2 separate regions of the Homo sapiens genome follow, and region 1 is linked to region 2. The links are chromatin contacts, found by Hi-C in ENCODE. All regions are on one chromosome and are shown on one strand. The core of a region is the stretch at or near the end of the contact, and the rest is flanking DNA. Distances in the headings are between cores, read along the strand shown.

Region 1 (4,241 bases), core at 1,042-3,541, 2.8 Mb before region 2:
ATATCTGCTAGGGTCTGAATGTTTGTTCCCCCAAAATTCATATATTGAAATCCTCACGCCAACAGTGATGGTATTAGGAGGTGGGGTCTTTGGGAGATGATTAGCTTATGGTGACAGAGCCTTCATGAATGGGATTAGTGCCTTTATAAAAGAGGCTCCCGAAAGATCTCCTGCCCCTCCCACTGTGAGAGGTTTATAGCAAAGAGACATTGTTTATGAACCAGGAAGTGCCCTCACTAGACACTGAATTTGGTGGCATCTTGATCTTGGACTTCCCAGCCTCCAGAGCTGTGGGGAACAAATTCCTGTGGATTGTATGCTATCCAGTCTATGACATTTCATTATAGCAGCCTAAAAGGACTAACATATAAAGTATAAAAACAATTTCATTTTCTAAAGTGTCCTACTTTATTTTCACCCAAATTTTGGCTAATAGCCAAGGTTTAGCAAACCAAATTATTTCTCTAAATTTATCCAATTTTAGAACTGTGTATTTTTTCAAGAAAGTCGATATCACCATAAAGATGTTTTGAAGCAGGAACCTCAGAAATAGGTGAACCTATGAACGTCTAACCAAATATACTCTATATTTTTATGTAATTTCAACTGAAAAAAAGTTAAAAAATGTCAATACACTAAAATATCAAAAAAGATGAAAGCATTTAAATATCCCTGTATCACAAATGATTAAGAATATCCAGCTTTATAAAATACACTGTCAAGTATCAGAAAGTCATTATGCATTTGATTTTTTTTTTGGCATCATTATTTCTGGAAATGACATATAGAAAATGTTGAGGTGTGTGCTGAGTTCCCTTTTGTTTGGCAGGAACCAGTTTCACCTTCCCCTCTTTCACACCACAGAACTGAGAGTCCTGTAAGGGTAAAAGGGAAGAAGAACAGGAGCTGTTGATGCTTTAACTTCATTTTGCTAGCAGTGTTATAAACCACAAATTTAAGTCAATGATATGCCTTTAACTGCCTGACAAGTTATTTAATTCAGATACAGCTATTAAAAATTTATATTCATTTGACCTAGGATTGAGTTCTAGCTATGAAACATAGGATGACAGAGAAAATTATCCAAGTATTCTCTGTTTAGCTTATGAACAACAGAAATTTAATTCTTACAGTTCTGGAGGGTGAGAAGTCCAAGTTCCAATTTTCAAACATGCTAAGCACTTTAAAAGCAAGTAACACCAATACAAATACCCTAAATTGGTAACTTAATTACAAGTGCCTTATTGTTATTACAGAATGTCAGACCCTCATGGTAAATTACCATAGGCCATGCTACATTTGTCTAAAGGAGGTTAAGGTCCATGAGAATGGTATGAGAAGATTTTGCAGGGCAGGATTGAAGATGTGGGGGTAAGTCACAGCTGTTTGCTCTCCTTAAAAGATATAAAAGTTCCTGGCCGGGTGCAGTGGCTCACGCCTATAATCCCAGCACTATGGGAGGCTGAGGTGGGCAGATCACAAGGTCAGGAGATCGAGATCATCCTGGTTAACACGGTGAAACCCTGTCTCTACTAAAAATACAAAAATTAGCCGGGCGTGGTGCTGGGCGCCTGTAGTCCCAGCTACTTGGGAGGCTGAGGCAGGAGAATGGTGTGAACCCGGGAGGCGGAGCTTGCAGTGAGCCGAGATCGCACCACTGCACTCCAGCCTGGGCGACAGAGCGAGACTGTCTCAAAAAAAAAAAAAAAAAAAAAAAAAGAAGATAAAAGTTCCCAAGGGCATGAGTTTCAAACAGGCCATTCTACCCTTGATCTTTTATCCTCAAATGAGTAGAGCTAACTTTCCATCTAGTCATTACCTTGTATTCACTTAATGGTCAATCGTGCAAAAAGACAAAATTATTGACTCACATAACTGAAAATTCCAGGTTTGACTTCAGACATAACTGGATCGAGATACCCAAATTCTATCTATCTTGGTCTCTGGCTTCCACTTTCACGTATGTTGTTTACATTCTAAGGCAGATTCTCACTTAGTGCCAAGATTAGCCACCAGTAGGCCTGGTCTTAAACCTGTAAACTTAGCAACCCTCATTGAAAAAAAGCATCACTTCTTCTCTAGTCTCAGTAAGCCTGAAGTTGATTGGCTTTGATTGACCTGGCTAGTCATACATCCACCCTTCTAACATTCATTAAGGCTAGTGAGATGCTACATTCTCAAAGGCCAGGACTTGTGATAAACCCACCCTACAACCACAAAGTAAGGCCAACTGTATCTGAACCACATGGGCTGACTACAAGGGTGGTTTCTCAAAGGCCAACTGCAGAGTGCTAATTCCAGAAGGGGAAGTGATACTGGGCATGCAAAACACTACCAGACTTTAACTGACGTGGAAACAAAAATAAAAACAAAAACCCAAAGCAGATTCAAGAATTTTCCAAGCAGTGACCAAATGGACTTGATAATATGAACAAGAGAAAGGAGTAAAAAATGACTGACTATATATTTTATTGACTCATCTAAGGCCAGATACAGCAAACAATCTAATAGTTTATAATTTATTTGATTTTTAGAGCCAGGACCTGAGAACCAAGTTGAAATAGAAACAAATTAGGTTACTGTATTAGTCAGGGTTTTCCAGAGAAAGGGAACCAACTGGATGTGTCTGCCTGCCTGCCTGTCAATTGATATATTGATCTATCCATCCATCCACCCATACACCCATCCACCCATCCACCCATCCATCCATCCATCCATCCATCCATCCACCCACCCATCAAGAGGTGTAAGGAGCCTCTCAACATGGGTTGTCGGTATGTCACACAGTGTGAGGCTTTGTTTGCCAAGAATTTGTAGTTGAGCACTGACCCTAAAATCTATGTGTAGTTCTTTAAAAGACACAAGGAAAAAAATAAGCATGTTTTTTCAATTACAGCTTTTGGGGATGAGATGGAAACTTTTACTGAAAAAATTAGAAAATGTTTCTTTTTCAACATTTTCTATAGGAAAGTCTATCATCCAATTTAGAGAGGTCAGGAGCTATTTTGGAATAATAAATTTATTTTCATACACCAAACTGTAGGGCCTGTATTTTATGCAGAAATTTTCATTGCATAGTCTCATTCACTAAGTCATAAATGGCTAGATGCTTGCTAGCATTTTTAAAAAACCTCAATATACCACAATTCACTAAGCAATCCTGAATACCTCTCTTAATGCCAAAATTCAATTTGTATTTTATCCAGAATCTTGTAGTCTCCATTTACATGGTACCAGTACTGCTACTATTGGTTACTTTATCTTATGTGACAAAATAACCAATTTAATTTTCAATTACCTTCAAGACCAAATAATAAATTTGGGGTGTCAGAATATAACAAAAAACAATTTAATTTGCATTTTTCAAATTCTTCAGCGTAACTGATTGCTTGTTAACAAAGGGAAACTTAGCCAATTTGTTAAGTTTAGCAATGTTTGCAAACATTAGTTTTAATAAGTCTATTTATTATAAAACGTATCTTAGGCTTCAAAACCTAAGATAGGATAGGTAGATTATGGTAACATTTTTTTTTTTTTTTTTTTTTTTTAAGGTAAGAGTCTTGCTCTGCGTCCAGGATGGAGTGTGGTGGTGCGATCTCGGCTCACCACAACATCCGCCCCTCGGGTTCAAGCTATTCTCATGCCTCAGCCTCCCGAGTAGCTGGGACTACAGGTGTGCCCCACCATGCCCAGCTAATTTTTGCATTTTTAGTAGAGACGGGGGTTTCACTATGTTGGCCAGGCTGGTCTCGAACTCCTGACCTCATGATCTGCCCGCCTCAGCCTCCCAAAGTGCTGGGATTACAGGTGTGGGCCACAATGCCTGGCCAGCAACTCTTTAAAAAATAAAACGTTTGTTTGCTTGTAATGACATGAAATGCAGTTTCTAATCACTGGATGTTTAACCAAGAAATCACTCCCTTGTAGTTTCGAGGAGGAAAAAACACATTTTAGTTGTGGCATTTCACAGAACTGTAATACTTCCAAATTTAAATACCTTTTGTATTTGAAGGTGTTTTATTGCTATCCCAATAATCTGCTTTATCTAGTAAATTTCCTGTATTTTTCTAAAAGTTAAATTATCTTAATAAGATTAGTAAATCCTCACAACTATACCATTAAAAATACACATTGGGACATATACTTTGCAGAGGTCTATTACCTTTCGAACTAAGTATTCAGTTGTGTTTCATGATTTAAAAAAAATAGATAAGAGCATTACTTCCCAAGTACCTCCACTT
Region 2 (3,871 bases), core at 886-3,385:
TCATTATAATTGTAGTCTATGTGTTTAAGAAGCTGCAGAAAAGTTGAGCATGTTAAGACATAAAAGATGTAAGACACACACCCACACCCAAATCAAACTGGTAGAGGCAACAACTACAATGTTTTATATGAAGAATGAACTGGACAGGATTTCAATATTAGATATTGAAAAAAGATTAATGAATATGAAAACATAGCAATTATCCAAAAGGAAACATAAAGAAAATCTTGAAAAAAAAATGAACAGAGCGTCACTGAGCTGTGAGACAATGCCAGTTAGTTCAATATACATGTATATTATGTACATGCACATGACTCCAATAGTCACACCAAAGGAGAGGAGCAAGAGAATGGAAAGAAAAAATATTTGAAGAAATAAGGGCAATGTTTGCATTTGTCTTGCTCTACCTGGTATTCCTATCAAGGCACCTGGTATATATTAGGTGTTTAATAAACATTTCTTGAACACATTTGCAGCAAAAAAAAATGACAACGAGTAAGAGATAAGCACCTGAGTGTTACTGCAACGTATTTAGGCCATCAGAGGACAAAAAAGGGGAATAATATGGAGAAAAGGCTTGGTAGAAGTGGCATGCCTTCAGCAGGGACCCACGAAATGGGTTCAACTGAGTGTGTACAAAGTTTGGAGACTAGGAAGGGATGAAGAAGGGCATTCCACACAAGAACAACACAAATGAAGATTTGGAGCCTGGCACAGTGGCCCACGCCTGTAATCCCAGCACTTCGGGAGGCCAAAGCAGGAGGACTGCTTGAGCTCAGGAGTTTGAGACCAGCCTGGGCAACATAGCAAGACCCCCATCTCTACTAAAAATTTAAAAATTTGCCAGGCATGGTGGTGCTTGCCTGTAGTCCTCGCTACTGGCAAGACTGAGACAGGAGGCTCTCTTGAGCTGTGATTGCACCACTGCACTCCAGTCTGGACAACAGAGAGAAACTCTGTCTCTAAAACAAACAAAAAGACTTGGAATCAGGAATAAATATGGTTGAAACTATACTATCTGGACTGAAGTGGTGGTTGCACTTAGTGGTAATGAGAAATGAAGTTAGTTGGATGAGTTAGGGTCAGAGTATGCAAGGCTTTAGAAATAGGAAACAGGAGAGAAACCATTGAAAGTTTCTGAACAGAACTTGTGATGATGAAATCAGAATTCAAGGGGAGAAAAAGGAGCATAGTGGTGGCATCCATGATGGATTTGGAGAAGAAAATACTAAAGGTGAATGGAAAGGGTGGACCAGGGGCAAACAGGTTATTAAAACAGTCCCATCATGAAGTGTTGAAATGCTGGATGTAAACACACCTACCACAGTATCAGTACAGACTAAGGGCTTGGATAAATGTTAGTCAAATCCAAGTACTAAAATTCTTCTTGGTTCGCGAAAATTTCAGAAGTGGCTCAAAAATCTGTAATGCATTAAGAATATTATTTGCTTCACAATATTTCATTTACTTAAGATTTTATAAGAATCAGCTGCTTATAAAATTGTTACTTTGTGGTGCACCAAAGCACCTTGTTCTCTCCCTCACCCAGATATGTTTCATGCTCTTTGTACTTTCCACCCCTTAACAGATTTGGAGGGAAGATTCAAGCCGTGGATTTTTAAATTTAAAGCAATGCTGTCACAAATTGAGAACTGACAACATGTCATTACACATTTAATTGCCACCGAATCCCAGAGTTTAAAAATTGTAAGGACCTAAGAGATAGGACCTCTCGTTGTACAGATGCGGAAACTGAGGCTGAGAGAGGGTAAGTGAACAGTCCCAGGTCACAGAGCTGCTAATGGGCAAGGTGGGACTAGAATCCAGGCTTGACTCCTCTACGCTGAGCCAAGGGTTCGAAGCGATTGGGATAAGGGAAGCCTGAGGCAGGGAACGAGAGTCAGGAAAGCAGCTCTTCCCAACCCTAGGAGGCCGGGGGACCTCGTCACCGCGGAAGGAGCGGAGCCAGGCCGACCTAAAAAGCCGCAAGTCCAGGTACCCTTACCCTGATGGCCGCGGCGACACACTCGGCCACCTTCCTGATCTCGCGATACTAGCCGGTACTCACTTTTCCGGCTTCCCCTAGGCCCCGCCCCCCCACCTCAGCCCTTCTGTCGTCATTTCCTGTGGGTCTGTAGGTTAAGGGAGAAGATGGCGGCGCTAGGGGAACCCGTGCGGCTGGAGAGAGGTGAGTGCAGCCGAGGCTCGGCGGAGGTGGGCGGAAGGGTTGGGGGAGTGCTGTGTCGCTGGAGGGGAGGAGGAGTGACCCAGGCTCTGAGATCCGGGCCACGCTGTCCCTTGTGCCGGCGCCAGAGGCCGCCGTTGTCTCTGTGCCTGGCTCTAGGAAGGGCGCTTACGGTATTTTGTCTGTTAACCGTAAGCCCTCCTCTGTTCACACGGACTGTTCCAAGGCACAGCACAACTAAACACAACCTGCCCGCTTCGCAGACACACGCCGCACACGCGCTCCCTTGGTGAGCACAGCAGAAGCAGCATTCGGAGACCCGTACACCCGAAAAGCAAACGTCACACACCCGGTTCGCACAGACTACACTCATTGCCTGTACAGCACGAGAACGGACACACGGTACAATTCAACAGAACCTCCTTTCCCCGCTGTTTGCACACAAACTCCTTCATTACTTTCTCCACAACCTCGCTTGTATTCGGGTTGGGGTATTTGCTAGCTTTTGTGCCCCTCCTAGAAATGGAGAGGTTGCTTTAAAAACAATCCTACTGACTTGGTCTTGGGAAGGAGGTTACGTAAGTAAGCCGAATAGTGGTAGATGCTAAAACACTTGCAGGTGCAGTGTTTTTCATTTCTTACAAACCCTACAATTGCAAACTGGTTGGCTGATTGCTTCCTAGAGCAGACTGTCAAGGAAAATAAAACCACCTCTGCTGAGTAATTAGAGATAGAGAAGCCTACGAAAATAACTGGCTATGCGCCTACCATGATTTCCAGCATTCCAGCGTTTCCAGTCCTTTTACAGATTTCCAGCATTCCACTCTGTCCCTAAGTCCTTTATTTCAAACAATTTCAAGCATGCTTTTCATACACCAGCATTAGAAATCATTGATAGGAATTGAGAAGTACAAATAAACATTTTGAGTACTGGTGGTAAAAAAAAATGTATATGTAGGATGGAGACTGAAATTATATTGCACATATTAACATTTGCAATTAGTCTAAATATTACTATTGTTCCCTAAGAAAACACATTTTTAGAATTACTGTACTTAGAAAAACCTCTTTCCTAATGCCTTCCCACAAACAAATGTGCACTTAATGTTGCTGATTTGCTCTTTACCGTGTTCACCATTTGGAAGCCTCACTGTAAATGAGATTGTTTCCGTTAAGCCTATTAAAGCATCATTTTAGAGGACTAGCTACTCTGGGAAGACTTGCCGAGTTAGGCCTAAGTCTCTGACATCTTCCTCTTGAGCACAGTGGCACTGTGTTTTATAGATGGGAGCAAATCTGTTTGGTGTTAACAGGAGTAAGTTTTTTCTTTGAAAGCTAGTTAAGATTCTAACGTATTGGTCTTTTGTGTTTTTGTTGTTGCTGTTTGGAGACGTAGTCTTGCTCTGTCGCCCAGGCTGGAGTGCAGTGGCGCGATCTCGGCTCACTGCAACCTCTGCCTCCCGGGTTCAAGCAATTCTCCTGCCTCAGCCTCCCGAGTAGCTGGGACTGCAGGCGAACGCCGCCAAACCCGGCTGTTTTTTGTATTTTAGTAGAGACGGGGTTTCACCGTGTTGCCCAGGCTGGTCTCGAACTCTTGAGCTTAGGAAGTCCGCCCGCCTCGGCTTCCCAAAGTGCTAGGATTACAGGCGTGAGCCACTGCACCCGGCCGGTCTTTGTATTTTTAAA

Evidence for each region. A loop is a pair of places that touch in the nucleus more often than their neighbours do. Pooled maps may share reads with other maps.
Region 1: a loop to region 2 is called in a pooled map, with 11 times the contacts of the local background. The contact joins the enhancer-like site here to the promoter of LIN7C in region 2. A Hi-C loop is called at or near these places in 1 of 168 maps with a recorded cell type or tissue (GM12878), 1 of 37 single-sample maps with no recorded cell type and 3 of 50 pooled maps.

What each region holds. Positions count from the first base shown.
Region 1 is chr11:30,340,886-30,345,126 of GRCh38, reverse strand. No RefSeq gene overlaps it. Among named protein-coding and RNA genes, the nearest start is that of ARL14EP, 20 kb to the right of the region's middle. RefSeq lists a silencer at 2,110-2,159. Within about 2 kb of position 2,291, at least 4 of the 41 ENCODE cell types and tissues checked have a DNase peak (open chromatin) inside an H3K27ac peak, as active enhancers do; they include GM12878, where a contact is called at or near this core.
Region 2 is chr11:27,505,033-27,508,903 of GRCh38, reverse strand. LIN7C (lin-7 cell polarity scaffold C) reads left to right here and starts at 2,135. Exons shown (of 5, transcript NM_018362.4): 1 at 2,135-2,188. The coding sequence starts at 2,152. It overlaps BDNF-AS (BDNF antisense RNA), which reads right to left and starts at 2,052. Exons shown (of 7, transcript NR_033315.1): 1 at 2,006-2,052. RefSeq lists enhancers at 1,729-2,018, 2,089-2,218, 1,375-2,574.